Regions from separate parts of the Homo sapiens genome. Here region 2 is linked to region 1. Evidence: read pairs that join two places in POLR2A ChIA-PET (ENCODE). Cell type or tissue: HepG2. All regions are shown on one strand. Links, peaks and the distances in the headings refer to the core of each region. The heading gives the core; the rest is flanking DNA. Region 1 has its middle 7.9 kb from the start of LINC02943. Region 2 holds the start of LOC107985480 (a long non-coding RNA gene).

Region 1 (8,334 bases), core at 188-8,187:
ATATGTCCACCCAGAACCTCCAAATGTGACTTGACTGGAATAAGGGTCTTTGTAGATATCATTAACCCTTTTCCCACTTGCCCAAGAATACTCCCCAGCAGCATTTACCCCAAGATAACTTTGCTGCAAAATACCTTGCTTTTATTATTATTTTCAAATCGCTCTAGTGTATTGACTTTGGAAACAAAACACATCATTCCATTTATAGCATTCTGGTTTTAGTAGTGGTATTTCCATTTACAAAACTATAGTAATTCTCGAGTGCTGAAAATGTCAAATCCTAGAAAACGTCGCATTCCTGCACGTGATGTTAACATTGTTCTTGAAAACAGTTATTGGCCAGAGATTCATTTGATGAATCCGATTCTTCCGAAACAGATGATTCTGATGATTTAGACGATTCTGATGTTAGTTCTGTGCAGAAATAACTCCAAGAACAGTTTTTGTATTTTATTTTCACATTGAAAATCCATCAGATTTGCTTCAGCCTCAAAGAGCATGTTTATGTAAAAAATGAGTACTGGCAGTGAGCTGCACTTTATTTTCTAAACGGAAAAAGGGTGAAGGTAAAGATCTCTAGATGAGATCATCCTGGATGAGGGCGGGCCCTAAATCCAATGACTCGTGTCCTCATAGGAGACAGAAAAGGAGATCCTGCAAACAAGGCCGTGTGAAGACAGAGGCAGAGACTGGAGTGATGCTGGTTCCATACAAGGAAGGCCAAGGATGGAGGTCATGAGGAACAGGAGGGAAGCCTGGAATACATGTTCCCATGCAGCTGCCAGCAGGGGCCACCCTGCCCACACCTTGACTTTGGCCTTCGGAACTGTGAGGGAGCAAATTTCTGTGTTCTAAGCCAGCGGTCCTCAACCTTTTTGGCACGAGGGACCAGTTTTGCAGGAGGCAATTTTTCCACACACGGGGGGGATGGTTTCAGGATGACTCAAGGGCATGATGCGTATTGTGCACTTTATTTCTATTATTATTACACTGTAATATGTAATGAAATCATTACACAACTCACAAGAATGAAGAATCAGTGGGAGACCTGAGCCTGTTTTCCTGCAACTAGACAGTCCCATCTGAGGGTGATGGGAGACAGTGACAGATCATCAGGCATTAGATTCTCATAAGGAGCGTACCGCCTAGATCCCTCACAATTCATAATAAGGCGCAACCTCCTATAAGAATCTAACGCCGCCACTGTTCTGACAGGAGGTGGAGCTCAGGCGGTAATGGTCACTCGCCCACACTCGCCTCTTGTCCATACTGGTCCATGGCCCGGGGTTGGGGACCCCTGTTCGAAGTCACCCAGGTTGTGGTGGTTTGTTACAGCAGGCCCAGGGAACTCATTCAGCAGGTGGATTTGGGTGGCCCTAATCTAATAAGACTGATGTCCTTATAAGAAGAGGGGATTAGGACACAGACACACACAGAGGGACAACCCTGTGAGGATTCAGGGAGAAGAGGCCTTCTACAAGCCAAGGAGAGAGGCCTCAGGAGGAATCAACCCTGCCCACACCTTGATCCTGGACTCCAGCCTCCAGAACTGGGAGGAAACAAATGTCTATTGCTTAAGCCACCAGTCCGTGGTATTTTGTTAGGTGGCCCTCACAGAGTCATACACTAGGTACTTGCTGTATGTGATTTTATCTGATCCTCATGGCAATTTTCTAAGTTGTGTTTAGGCCCTGCATGGTGGCTCACACCTGTAGTCCCAGTTTGAGACTACAGGAGTTTGAGACCAGCCTGGACTACATAGTGAGACCCAATCTCTGAAAAAATTAAAAAGTAGCCAGATGTGATGACACATGCCTGTAGTCCCAGCTACTCAAGAGGCTGAGGTGGGAGGATCACTTGAGCCCATGAGTTTGAGGCTGCAGTGAGCTGTGATTGTGCCACTGCACTCCAGTAGCCTGGGCAACAAAACAGGACCCCATCTCTAAAAAAAAAAGGAAGTTGTTGTTTTATTATTATTCCCTTTTTGCAAATGAGGAAAATAAAACTATAAAAGGTTAAGTGGCCCATCCAAACTCACATATACGGTAAATGTCAGAGCCAGGATCCAACCTGGCCTATCTCAGGCCACAGCTGGCACTAGGGCCCCTGGTTCTAGGTGGCAGCCCCTGGACACAGAGGCCTTCAAAGACTGGGAAGTGCTCCCTCTGAGCGGGCAGTCCAGAGCCGGTGATGCTCACTGTTTTGCTGCCCTTGGGCCTAGAACAGAGGGCTTTGCACGTCTCTTGCATTGTCTCAGGGCTGTTTAGTCCCAGGTTGAGGGTAAGAGGAAGGAGGAGCCCCCAAAGCCACAGTTGGGGTTCTCAGTGGACATCCGGGGGCAAGAAAACCTCCAGAAGGTGCACCTTCCATCAGCAACCTGGGAGGGGAAAGATACGTTTCTATGAAGAAAAGATGCATTCACTTACAACAGGAACTAGATTTAGTTCCCTTTAATAAGAACAACACTGCCCATATTCAATATTGAAATAGGCTGTTTTTCAGTATTTTTACCCAGAGTAGCTAATTTGATCCTCAAAACACACCAGCAAAATAAGTAAAGGAAGAATCTCTCCATTTTATGAGAAAATCTCAGGCTCAAAAACATCTGTGTTTGGCAGGGTGCAGTGGCTCACGCCTGTAATCCCAGCACTTTGGGAGGCTGAGGTGGGCGGATCACCTGAGGTCAGGAGTTCGAGTCCAGCCTAGCCAACATGGTGAAACCCCATCTCCACTAAAAATACAAAAATTAGGCGGGCGTCGTGGCGGGCGCCTGTAGTCCCAGCTACTCGGGAGGCTGAGGCAGGAGAATTGCTTGAACCCAGGAGGGTGGAGGCTGCAGTGAGCCGAGATCATGTCGCTGCAGAAATGTCTGTGCTCTCTACATCAGCTTCGTCCCTGCAAAACAGCGGTAACACATCTGGCCTCCCGGGCTGTGAGGAAGACAAAATGAGGCAATGGACCCAATGCACAAGCATGGCTATCACCAAGTAAGTGCTCAGTTAAAGGCCACACATGACAATGTTGTGCCCAAGGTCTTAGCACTAATTAGAGACAAAGACAGGACCAAGCCCCCTGGATTCTAGAACTTCCTGTACTCAGCACAACACTCTCTGCACCCCGCCTTTTTTATGAAGTTGATTCATGAATTCAAGAACAGCCCAACTCAGATGGTCACACTCCCCTGTCCCCTCTCCTCTCTCAGGCCCAGCCCCTGGACACTGACCTCTCCCCACTCTGCTCCTCCTCCTCCTCCTCCCAGCCCCGTCGTGGGGAAGGCAGGGCAGTTCCCTGGCATTTGGCTGGCTCCTAAGTGTCAGTTGAGTGATTTCATGAATGAGCAACTACCCTGATTACTCTGATTACTCTGAAGGTTCAATTTTGATTTTTTAATTTCTATGTCTCATAGTTAGTATTGCCAGTAAGAAACACAAGCCTGATTTATAGATTAAAAGACAAATCTTCTCCATGGCTCAATAAATACTGACTCGTGAACACAAGATAAATACCACTTAGTAAGATCACTGTATGAACAACAAGAGGTTGAACATATACATTAGAGACGCAAGCTAACTCCCTGTGTTGAAAAAGTAGGTCATTTTGGCAGTGCACTGTGGCTCAGGCCTGTAATCCCAGCACTTTGGGAGGCCGAGGCGGGTGGATCACGAGGTCAGGAAATTGAGACCATCCTGGCTAACATGGTGAAACCCCGTCTCTACTAAAAATACAAAAAATTAGCCGGGCGTGGTGGCACGTGCCTGTAGTCCCAGCCACTCGGGAGGCTGAGGTAGGAGAATCGTTTGAACCCAGGAGGCAGAGCTTGCAGTGAGCCGAGACTGCGCCACTGCACTCCGGCCTGGGTGACAGAGTGAGACTCCATCTCAACAAAAAAACAAAAAAAGAAAGAAAGAAAAAGGAAAAGGAAAAGTAGGTCATTTTGAAGTAATAGTAGAGCAGAAACTCTTTAACATGGGAAGATGTTCATAATAAAATGGCGACAAACACTATGTATACTAGGCCCCTTCAAGTTAGGAAAGATCTACCCCAAATCCTTAGCAGTATACTTGAGTGCAGAGAGTAATGTGCGTGTTTTACCTTTTAATTGATCTGTATCTCCTATGATGAGCAAACCATAGTACTTTCAAAACAAAATAACTTTATTTAAATAAAGCTAAGCAAGGTGTAGTGGCTCATGGCTATAATCCCAGTTATTTGAGAGGCTAAGGCAGGAGGATCTCTTGAGGCCAGGAGTTTGAGATGCACCTGGGCAACATAGCAAGACCCCATTTCTACAAAACGACAGCAAAAAATTAGCTGGACATGGTGGCAAGCACCTGTAGTCCCCACTACTCAGGAGGCTGAGGCAGGAGGATCATTTGAGCCCAGCAGTTCAAAGCTGCGGTGAGCTATGATCGTGCCACTGCACTCCAGCCTGGGTAACAGTGAGATCCCATCTCTAAAAAAATAAAATATAAAATGTTTAAAAAAAAAAAAAAAAAAGCAAAAAAGACCAGCACGGTGGCTTACGCCTGTAATCCCACTGTAATCCCAGCACTTTGGGAGGCCGAGGCGGGTGGATCATGAGGTCGGGAGTTCAAGACCAGCCTGACCAACATGATGAAACCCCGTCTCCACTAAAATACAAAAATTAGCCAGGCGTGGTGATGGGTGCCTGTAATCCCAGCTAGTCAGGAGGCTGAGGCAGGAGAATCGCTTGAACCTGGGAGACTGAGTCAGGAGAACCGCTTGAACCCAGGAGGTGGAGGTTGGAGTGAGCTGAGATTGCGCCACTGCACTCCAGCCTGGTTGACAGCGCAAGACTCCCTTCCCCCCCCAAAAAAATCTCCTAATCTTCTGTGTCTGTGTGGCAAGCCATGAACTCCTTCTCAGAAGAATGTTTTTAAATGCATTAAATAAAGCATGAGGTGGGGAGAGTTCCAAAGGAAGCCAGTGATACTAAAACATACAGAATTATCAAACAGTGTTTATGCTTCTGTTATAAGAATAGATGGGCTACTTTCACATATTAAACAGCAAGAGCTAGCAGCAAGTCTAGTGAACTGGGCACTTGGAAGCAGTGATGAGCATAGCAGTATCTCTGGATAGCTGTAACACTGTGTGCAGGTATCTGGGGTTTCTGTCGTGACCACGTGGCAGGAGCTGCTGCCACTGCTGTCTGATGCTCGCCCCACAGTGGAAGGAGATGCTAAATTCCGTTACGCATTAGAGGTCAGTGAAAAGGAAGATGCAGTTTGTTCCCGTCCAGGCACAAGGACTCTTGAATTTGTCCATAGTTAAGAACGGCTCATCCAGGAGCAGAGCGAGAGGCCGGGCTGCGCGTCCTCATCTCCTCTCCCAGCCTTCGCATCCTCCTGGCTGCCTCGCGTTTCCTCCACGGGCCTGGCTGAACGCACACACAGGCCTGGGGGAGACTGCAGAGACACATCTTCAGCCACATCTTCTGTAAAACAGTCACTATGGGATGACGGTGACTGGACAGTGGCTCCGTGCAGTCGGTGTCTTTTGCAAAGTTTTCCACCGTGTGCATCCTCTGCAGCCAACTCCAGCTGAGGGAGAACGGACCCTCGGTGAGTTGGGGCTGCACAGCAGGTATGGCCTGCTGCCTTCACCCCACACCTGCTATCAAATGAATCAGCCCCCTTTCCCTACAACCCCAAGAAAAGCCTCAGGACCCATCAGGGGAAGAAGAAGCTGCCCATATAGAGAGAGGGAAGGGATACTGCTCCTCATTCCCCACACGGCATAGCCCAGGTGTAGAAAGTGGCCAACATCCATTTAGGAAGCCCCGTTTCCCTAGCTGGGAGGGGCCCTGTCCTGGGGAGGAGGCCAGTGGAAAGGACAAAACCATTTTGGAAGGAGCCAAGAGTAATAAAAATGGCAGGTTACCTGCCTTAGTTTAAACTGAATAAGCAAAGCCACGATCTCATCTGAGTCCCGTACAAGGCACACCACTCATAAGCTAACTTTTCTCAGCTTCTCTTTACAGGCCGTTGGCGAGTGGGCCCTCCAACCGTGGGCCACAGCTCGTGAATCTGTTTGTTGGGGAGTCATGTTCAAACCCAAAGAACAAGGCAAACCCTACCCCCAAGGAACCCAGATAACTCCTTATTTCCCCTTTTTATTCTTAAAAAGTACTTCTCCCAGGTTCCGGCGGAGTGCTGTTCTCATTTTAGAAGGCTGGCTAACTGTGGGTGCAAGTCATTTCTCAAAGCAGTGTCTGTTCTTTTCTTTAATGGAATTGTTTTGTTCATTTGTTTCACTTCCTCTTTGGGGTTCCCAAGGAACATGAGTTCCTTTTTTCCTGGTATTAGAAGTGCGTCAGTTCAAGTATGAGTACATGAAAAGTGAAGAATAAGAGGCTGGCTCCATTAGGTGATGACATGTACCTGCTATGAGATTTGGGAAGCCATGGCCTGTCATTGTTGCTCCCGCATTATTGTCCAGCTTGTCCCCAGAATGAGAGCCAGTCTCTAAAGACATGCCCATGAGCCGGGCAGCACATAACAGAGACAGGGAAGAGGTCGCTTGGGGGCTTTGTCACCTGGAAGAAATCCCAAGGCTTATCCTAAGGACATGGAAAGCTGAAGAACAGAAAGTCACTAGTCAATGGCAGGAGGAGGGCATCCAAGTCCCCATCAGCCTAGAACGCAGCCGACTGACAAGAGGTCAGTGCCACCATCATAGTCCTATGCTTTCTCTGCCCCCGGTAGGACTTCGAACTTTCTGAAGGCTTTGGGTGTGAATGATGGATCCTCCCTATGAAGAGGACCACATCTGATGTAGTAGTTTACAACATCTCAACATGATTCAAAAATAGATCAGCAAGAACATATTTAGCAAAAAAAAAAAAAAAAAATGCAAGTCATCAGATGCAAATGATGACATAGAATTCTTCCCAGGCCTAGATATGCAAACAGAAGCAGTGCAAGGGCCGTGTACACAATGACAGTGTGGGTGCAGATAAGACAGTAATTTCCCGGAGAGCTTTGGTTGATGGAATTCCACACTCCATGACCACACAGCCTACGAGGGAGTAGATCACAATCTCACCCAGAACCACAAATGAGCCTCCTGGTGTCAGTTACCTTCTTTTTCAAGAATGACGCCAAGCTCTAATCCCTCCTCACTGAGTCTTTATGAGCTTAAAGTAACTGCATTTTAAAATCTGTCACATTTGGACATTTTCCCAAAACCCTTGCTCTCTGTTGGACGAGGCACGTTTCATGTTGACTATTCCCATGTCCCCTGGTTCTTCTTTTCAATCCAAAAGCTGGGAACTTTCTACTTTGACCACCAGAGCTTCTCTGGCAGGCGATTTTCCACTGCTATTTTCCTTGCTGTCCTTCTCTTTAAAAACCAATAGCATATGAATTCAGGATGCGGGGATATCTTGTGCGATGCAGTAACAGGCAGAGTGAGGGGCAGCAGTGGGCTAGCAAAGAGGTGAAGGGTGAAGGAAGGCCTGGGAGCCAGGCAGACCCACCCCTTCCTGAGTGTTTCCTCTGTTTTCTCATCTGGGCTGCTGAGATTAAGGAGATAAATGCATATAAAGCACTGACCGTGCTTTCTGGCCCAGGGCAGGACTCTAACCATTGGTTGTGCCCATGCTGAGGACTAACCTTGGCCCGGGAAAAGGCTGGAGGAGGCCCACCCAAAAGCAGATGCTTCCCAAGGCCCGGTCACTGCACGAGAGCCAAAAGCACACATCAGATGGGACAGTATGCAATCGGAGGGGACCTGCTCTCCTGGAAAAGCCACCCTGAAAGCTTTCATTGGCCAGATCTGAAGGTGTTGAGGTTTGAGCCAACTGCAAAGAGGTAACCGCAGACCTTGGTTGCCAGAGAAGTCACTGTCTTTTCCAAGCAGTAGAACCACATTCGAATCCCTTGGAGCTTGTCAAGAGCCCTCAAAATCTTACTCTATGCAGAGACCGCCAACAAAAATGTGTCCCCTCAAATTATGGCACAAACTTCAGAGGGGAGGTAATTTAATGCACAGAACCACCCACCAGGGAAGGACAGTGGATAAAATGAGAGGTTCAAGAGACACACGGTGAAAAGTGCCCACAGAGAAATTGTGACATTGAATAATATTAAATTGCAAAGGATTTGAAGCCCAGATAAACACCATGAGCTAATATCAGCCAAGGAAAGTATGATTCAGTCAATGGAAATAGGCAAACAGTTCAATTAATGTTTATAAACAGGCCTTTTCATCCCTTCCCCCAGAGGAAGAAACTTGAGGGGTGTGTGGCCCACAAGGTGAGGAGACAGCGGCTGACTTGAAGTCTTTGGGCTCCTCTCCAGGCTTCTGGCA
Region 2 (8,334 bases), core at 151-8,150, 310 kb before region 1:
AGGCTTCAGCTGGATGATTCTCCTGCTCTTCTGAACATTAACTAAGGGAACTAGTGATCTTCAGCTGGTAGATGGGCTGGTCTGGAGGGTCCAAGGACTTTCACTCACATGTTGGCATCTGGGTGCAGATGGCTGGATGGCATGCTCAGTGAGACTGCTGGACAGTGGCTACCTCTGGCCTCTGCAGCTTGGCAGGCTCAGGATGGTTGGACCAACTCAAAGCAGCTCAGATCCCCAGAGAGAGAGGAACTGGCCAGTCTGGGAATTGAATCTAGAAATTAGCAAAGCACAATTCCACCATAGTCTGTTGCTTGAAGCAACACAGAAAGGTCTCCCAGATCATTGGAAGGCACACAGCTCCTGCTGCTGAATGGGAATAGTGGAAAAATATTTCTGATCATTCTTTTTGGAGTGAATTGTGTCCCCCAAAAATTCATATGTTGAAATCCCCCAGAACCTCATAACATGACTTTTTGCAGGTAGGGCCTTTATAGAGGTAATTAAATTAAAATGGGGTGGTTAGGGTGAGCTTTAGTCCAGCATGACTGGATTAGAAGAGGAGTTTCTGACACAGACACACAGGCACAAAGCCCATGTGAGGACAGTGAGAAGGCAGCCATCTGCAAGCCAGAGGGAGGCCTCGCAAGGAATCAAGCCTGTCGTCACCTCAATCTTAGACCTCTTGCCTCTAGAACTGTGAGAAAATAAGTCTAATGTTTAAGTCACCCAGTCTGTGGCGTTAGTTATGGCAGCCCTAGCAAACTAATACATTATCTTTAATCCATACATTAATGAATTCTTCATAATTACCTTTCTTTTTCTTTTTCTTTTTCGAGATGGACTCTCACTCTGTCGTCCAGGTTGGAGTACAGCGGCGCGATCTCGGCTCACTACAATCTCTGCCTCCTGGGTTCAAATGATTCTCCTGCCTCAGCCTCCTGAGGAGCTAGGATTACAGGTGTGCACCACCACGCCTGGCTAATTTTTGTATTTTTAGTAGAGACAAAGTTTCCCCATGTTGGTCAGGCTGGTCTCGAACTCCTGACCTCATGATCAGTCCACCTCGGCCTCCCAAAGTGTTGGGATTAAAAGCATAAGCCACCACGCCTGGCCCATAATTATCTTTGTTAAACTTCAATCACATGGGTTTCTAATTTAATAGCATGGCGACTACAGAATGTGGTCTGTCATGTATCAAGCATTTGAAATTGGTTGAGGCTTCCGTTTTAGCCTTTATGTATGTGTAAGATATTGGAAAATATTCTTGGTAAAATTGACCAGAAGATGTATTCTACAGTCACTGTTTAAGAAACAAGTGAAAATGGTGGTTAAAATAACCAAAACAACTAAACGTGTGTGGAAATAAACAAAGACTACCCAAAGGAGAGCAGGCAGAGGCGATCCATTCAGAGCTTGCTGTAGCATAGGAGTCAGACACTGTCACTTGTGTTTGGCAGAAACTCAAATCAGGCTGTTGATCAAGTTTTTATCATGAGGGCAGGTTTCAAGGCTGCCATTCATTTTTCACTGATGGTTTACTTTGGGCTTACCAGGAAAATCAGTCACTGTTAACCAATCATTGGTTTCTATGTAAATCAAAATATTAACAATTGCCCAAGTGCAGTAGCTCACACCTTCAACCCCAGCACTTTGGGAGCCTGAGGCAAACAAATCGCTTGAGCCCGGGAGTTCAAGAGCAGCCTGGGCAACATGGCAAACCCCACCTCTAAAAAAATACAAAAATTAGCCTGGCATAGTGGCATGCACCTGTAGTCCCAGCTTCTCGGGAGGTTGAGGTAAGAGGATGGCTTGAGCCTGGGAGGTCAAGGCTGTAGTGAGCCATGTTCATACGACTGAACTCCAGCCTGGGTGGCAAAGGGAGACCCTGTCTTAAAACAAACAACAACAAAAAACAGTCTCTATTTACATAACATAAAGAAGCCCTTTGGAGAAGGTAGAAACAGACTTTGCTGCCCTCTCTGAGCAAACATTGTCTCATTAATCCTCCCCACAACCCAACAAGGAGGTTTGACCTACTGAGTTCCATTTTAGGAGATAAGAAGCCGTTGTATGCCTCAGTTGGCTACCCAGTCTAGGGGCAGTAAGCCCCCACTTGCTATAATAGGTTGTGATTGTCTGATGTATTAAACTGAACTTTAAAAAGTCATTTCTATTTCGCTACACAGCAGTGGGGCAGCGCAGAAACAAGGAAATTATATCTTCTGCTTCGACTGTTTTTCATTTTTACTTTGTGTTTCTAGATTCTCAAACTTCCATCACTCTAACAGATTCTCAAATTAGAGGAGAAAACAATCTTACTTTACATAAAAACACCAAATTGATCCTTTATGGATGCAGTGTGGTCAATGACAGCATTTGTTTTCCCAGCATAGATTGTGCTGATGCATTGTGTATGTGGCCTGGTCTGTAGCCTGTGTGATTGACAGATGATTGAGAGACAGAGAGAGAGAGAGATTGTCAGGAGGCTTAATGATCCTCACAACACAACTGGGGTAGGTGCTGTGGCCCCCACATTACAGCCGAGGCCCAGAGAGAGTCAGTAGCTCACCCAAGGTCACACAGCTTGTGAACAGCAGAGCCATAATTTGATCAATGCTGCTAGGCTGCCTGTCAAAATACACCCAAAACAAAACTTACTTTTTGTATAGCATGAGCTTTTAATTCTATGGGTTGCTGTTGCATTGAATTATGCCCTAGTGTAACACAAACTAAAATATCCAGTTGCAAAATTAAATAATAAATAAATAATGGGTCTGCGTGCTGTTTATCAGTCCAAATGTGGCTGCATTTTTTGGCCAACTATGTCTTTTAAGATTACATCCTAACATTAAGTTTTTGTTGGTTTCTAATCCCAGCTTTGGCAGTTTTGGACAAAAGCTATGGGCATAATATCCTCTTGGCCCTCCAGGCAGGGGCGCTGCAGATTCTGGGCTGGGGGTCAGTGGGGGCAGCTTACAAAATGTTTTTCTGTGAGGGCCTCGGCTGAAATAGAGGGGAACACTGCTGAGCTCTGGCCTCTGTGTCTGTATCTTGACTGACTTTTTAAATTTTTTTTTCTGAAATTTCTGTGTGGCCTGACAAGTCCGAGACTACCACAAAGTGGCCACAAAATTTGTTTAAATGTTGTCTGTCAAGTTGGAAATTTTATTTTAAAATTCATGGTGCAATGGCATTATAATAAACCTTATTTTTCCTTCTGCAGTCTGTTTCTGGATGCTGGCAGTCATTCAGAAACATTTGCTGAGCACCTCGTACCTGCTGAATGAACCCACGTGAAGGGGAGCCAGGAGTGCGGATCATTAAAAAGCCTGTACTTTCTCAGTCCCCATTTGACACCACAGAGAGAAAATGCATGCTCCTGATTTGGGTAGATCTAGAATGTTCTTATGAATATGGTAGGTGGAGCAAGGGATCCAGGTTCTTATGATACATGATAAGAAAGGCCCTAGCTTGGTCAGACACAAATAAAAGCCAAGCTTTTCATCTAAACTCCCTTGCACCATCACCCCCTTACCAACCAGTACAGAGAGCTTAACATCTCTATACCAGATAGTGAATGTTTCTAATAAGAATGGCAAATTCTTATTGTGAGAGAGATAAGGGCATTCAAGTGTTAATTCAAGAGAAATATGTATATGGTTCTTTAAATGATTTATTTACTAACAGCATTAAGTATGGTGTAAAGGAATTTACATACCCTAATTCTCGTCTATATATTTTTTTGGATTTTAAAATGACAACTTGTCTAAGTTCGCATTAGTATTAAGCCCTAACATGAGACAGTATTTATAGCATAAGATTTTTGCCACCTATTTTTAATTGTAGCGCTGTTTTATCAATAAGATCAATTAAAGAGTTGAACATTTGAAAAGAAGAAACATGAAAATGAATTTCTAACTGTACGGTATTGAATACATGAAAGTTCTCTTAAACTTAGTCCAGAGTCTCAATAAACATGGTAAGTATGTAATAATTCACATTTACAACCGCCATAAAAACTCTATCAACCAAATTATTTTATGACGTCAAAATTATCTGAAAAAAATTGAGGAACTAAAATTTTTAAAAATAGGTTCTCAGTTAGAGCTGTCTATTAAAAGGATAAATTTTAAACTCTCCGGAGCTGGCCTTCCTGGTTCCAGGAGCAGCCTGTTGGCCTTCTCTCGCAAAGCTCAGTTCCTTTCCTCCATTCCAGAAGACCCTCAAGCCTGTCCCATGCACCTGGTTTTACATTTTTAAATGTTAAAAGGAAGACCACCGTGAAAGATTGGCATGTTAATAGTAGGCTAAGGCGACAGGTGCTGGGGCTCCGGCTTAGAGATCCCCACAGATTCCATGCTCCCAGGGCTGGCTGCAGCCATCTGCCCCCACCCACCCCCACCCGGCCCAGCCCTCCCCTCCTGGAGGTGGAATCGTGGCTTGCACAATCCCCTCTGGGCCCCTGGGGGAGGCGCACCATATTGATTTTTTGGACTTCGTTTCTGTGTGTCTCACCAGTCTTTGCCCGGCACAGTGACTCACTGGCGTCCCTTTCAGGACTTTCTCCCGCCTGATAACATCTAAATGACTCATGCCTACACCACCTGGAGAGCTCAGGGAAGGCACGGTTTGTTCAGGCCACCCTCACTCCAAGGGCCAGCCCTTTTTTGGAATAGAAACTAAAAGTTGGTAGCTTCCATTTGTAGTTCCATCTAACAGAAGAGCCGACCCACTCACATTAGCTGGCTCACGACTAAGGCAACCAATGCCTCCCAGAACATAGACTCAACTGGCAACCCCGGCACTGAAGGTCAAGGTGAGTCAAAGACACTCATGCAGAAGGGTGGATGCTCTTCCAAGTGTGACTGGCTGGCCTGCACGGCTCACTGCCTCCCCTCCTCCCGTCAAGATGCAGCTTCAGTTTAAACCACCTTCGTTCCATTCATCAAAGAGGAATATTTACTGTTATTGTAATGACTCTTCTCACAGTACACAAGGCTACACCTGAAACACACAGGCCTTTCAGAAAGCACAAAGGAGCATTGTGCAAGCCCCTGCCCAGTGAGATGGATGGGGGCGTAGACACGCCAGTTAACAGCCGGGCTTTGCAGGCCAGCAAGACTTATCTGTGGCCGCACCATGGCCACTGAGCTTGTACCTTTCTTCTTTTAAAAATTGCTCCTTCATTATAAGCAGAGTTAAATACCTGCACATGTGATTTGTGTTGAAATAATAAAGCAACAAACACACATCAAGCTGAGGAGAGAATCTTGGCTAAGGTAGGAAGTCGTGGGTCTGGTCTCAGTCTGTGCTGCTGACCAACTGTAAGAACTCAGAACTCACTGTCCACTCAGGACCACAGTGTCTCATCTGAAAGGACGAGGAGACTGGAACACACCAGAGCCATGGTTCTCAATGTGTGGTCCAGAGGCCCTCGGGGGTCCCTGAGCCTCTTTCTGGGGATCTGTGAGGTCAAAACTACTTTCACAAGTATGGTTTGCCTTTTTCACTCTCACTCTCTCATGCTTGAACAATGGAATCTTCTAAAGGCTTCCTGACACGTGATGCTACAATGGATGGAATCCAGAGGTGGATAGGAGAAGCCAGCTGCCTTCTATTAAACCAGAAATGAAGAACATTTGCAGAAATGTACAACAATGCCATGCTTCCCATTAATTATTTTGTTCTTGCTTTAGAATATGTCACTTTTCATTGAAAAATGTTACTCATGATTTTATGTAAAAGGTTTATTGTTGTTACTTTTAAATACATATTTTAAGTGTTTTTTAGTTTTGATTTCTAATATGGCAAAAATTGGTAAAATCACATACACAAGGGCTTTTGGGGATCCTCAAAACTTTTTAAGAGTGTAAAGGGATCCAGAGACCAAAAGTTTGATAACCACTAACCAAAAACTTTGACAACCATCATCTTGAAGGGTCCTTGGACTTTCTGGAATTTGGATCTCCCTTGCCTTGTTCAGTTTTCTCTCTTTTTAGCCATCTCGTACTTACTGCCATTTCAGTTCCTATGTACCTGACTTATTAATTATGCTTATTGTTTACCATGTGTGTTCCCCTCCCATATAAACTCCATGAGGACTGAGATATTTGTCCATGATGTTCATCAGTGCATCCCAGGCTGCCTAGAACTGGGCCTGGCCCTTAGCAGGCACTTGTTTTTGGATGGGAGGGAGGAGAAGGGAGGGGAGAGGGCAAGTTCTTTCAGTGTCTGTATAATGGACAGAGCAAGGTGTACCACCTCGGTGTGATAGAAGAGATGGAGACAGGAGAAAGGAAGCTCTGCACAGGATCACGTGGTAGGTGGCAAAGTCAGGGCTCCATCACAGCTTCTGTTGTCACATGACTCTGTTATCTGACCCTTTAAGGCAGCCCCTTCTGCTCCAACAGAGCTTCAGGGTAACTGAGTGCCCCGCAATTGGTGTTAGCAGAGAATCTGTGTCCAGTTGATCCCTAAAAGTTTGAGGAACACTCATTCCCCAGTGCATAAGTTCCTGATAAATGACCTCATAAATAAATGACCTCCCTTTGTAGGAGGTTGGCTGGAAGGCTCAGATGCACATGGCTGCTGGAAGTGAGGTCCTCCCACAAGAGAACCAACACGTCCTTCAAGGGTCTCGGGGTCTGTGAACAGACATGGACATCAGGATTGGTTGAGGGGCTTCCAGGTTCAATCCTGGTGGCACAGGTGAGGCCCATTCACCAGACCAGAGTGTCGCCAGCCATCCATAGCAGGTGTGCTCTTTGTGGCTGCCTATGGCTTTTAGTCCTGAAAAGCTCAGGTTTAAGTAGCCAGGAGCACAACCCAGGCCTTGCTGCTGCTTCTGGACATCTCTGGGAGTGAAAAGGGAGTTCTATGCTCAGCCACCTGAGTTTGTGGAGCTCGTTTCAATCTCAGTCTCTCCCATCAGCCTCCTGGTGACTCCTCTAAGAGGTCTCAGTGCTTCCTTCACCCTCAATACTCAAGGCCTTGGCGAAAGGGAATTCTTCTGAGACCTGAAGTGTAGAATCACGAGGGAGAAACAGTCAAGCAAAATTGACCGTTATCGCCCAGGAGATAAGACCCAGGAGTCAGTTCAGAGAACGCAGACATGACCGTAGAATTGTGTACATAGCAGGCCTTGCCCTCAGTGGATATCCAATAAATTGCAATGGACATATGTTTTCTTTTCTGCACACTCTCTTGCCTTTCCCTTGGCTGGATCTTGGGGCTTCTGGGAGAGTGATGCGGAGGGGAATATTGGAAGAAGAGGCTGAGAGCACAGATGAAAGTCATCCCATCTGTTTGGATTTCATTTTAAGAGCAGTGCAGAGGCATTGAGTGTTTTTAGGCAGAGAATAACATTAAGGAACGTACAGGTGTACTTCGGAGATATTGCAGGCTCAGTTCCACACTGCAGCAATAAAGCAATTATCGCAATAAAGTCATATAAATATTTCAGGTTTCTCGGTTCATATAAAAGTTATATTCACACTATATTGTAGTCTATCTAGTGTGCAATAGCATTATGTCTAAAAAACAATGTACATACCTTAATTTAAAAATACTTTATTGCTAGAAAGTGCTAATAATCATCTAAGTCTTTGTCAAGTCATAATCTTCTTGTTGGTGGGTGGTCTTTCTGGATGTGGATGGCTGCTGACCAATCAGGGTGGCTGTGGCAATTTCTTGAACTGAGACAACAGTGAAGTTTGCTGCATTCATTGGCTTTTCCCTTCATGAAAGATTTCTCTAGCATGCAATACTGTTTGATGGCATTTTACCTACAGAACGTCTTTCAAAATTGGAGTCAATCTTCTCAAACTCTGCCACTGCTTTATCAACTATTTATGCAATATTCTAAATCCTTTGTTGTCGTTTCAACAAAGTTCAGAGCATCTTCAGCAGGAGTAGATTCCATCTCAAGAAACCACTCTCTTTGCTTATTCATAATAAACAACTCCTTGTGTGTGAAAGTTTTATCATGAGATTGCAGCAATTCAGTCACGTCTTCCGGCTCCACTTCTAATTCTAGTTTTGTTGCTTTTTTTTTTTTACCACATCTGCAGTTATTTCCTCCACTGAAGTCTTGAGCCTCTCAAAGTCATCCCTGAGGGTTAGAATCCACTTCTTCCAAACTCCTGTTATTGTTGATATTTTCACTTCCTACCATGAATCATGAATGTTCTTAACGACATCTAGAATGAGAATCTTTTCCAGAAAGTTTTCAATTTACTTTGCCCAGTTCCATCAGAGGAACTACTCTCTATGGCAGCTATAGCCTTATAAAATGTATTTCCTAAATAAGACTTGAAAGTCAAAATTATCCCCTCT

What was found. ChIA-PET counts read pairs that join two places held together with the same protein. Peaks named below come from ENCODE experiments on the same cell type or tissue, not always from the same donor. Only the 100,000 strongest peaks of a DNase experiment are listed, where the experiment ranks them.
Region 2: POLR2A ChIA-PET joins it to region 1 with 7 read pairs; 2 of 35 experiments call an interaction of 5 or more read pairs at or near these places.

The regions. Positions count from the first base shown.
Region 1 is chr21:39,088,309-39,096,642 of GRCh38, forward strand. No RefSeq gene overlaps it. Among named protein-coding and RNA genes, the nearest start is that of LINC02943, 7.9 kb to the left of the region's middle. In HepG2, for the core only: a CTCF peak has its summit at 786 (motif pointing right); DNase peaks (open chromatin) are centred at 643 and 6,993.
Region 2 is chr21:38,783,134-38,791,467 of GRCh38, forward strand. It overlaps LOC107985480 (a long non-coding RNA gene), which reads left to right and starts at 919. Exons shown (of 3, transcript XR_001755102.2): 1 at 919-958; 2 at 3,224-3,416; 3 at 4,519-6,005. RefSeq lists enhancers at 4,004-5,203, 4,918-5,007. In HepG2, for the core only: no CTCF peak of the experiment used is centred there; DNase peaks (open chromatin) are centred at 1,578, 4,558, 5,028 and 5,548; H3K4me3 peaks cover 758 bases.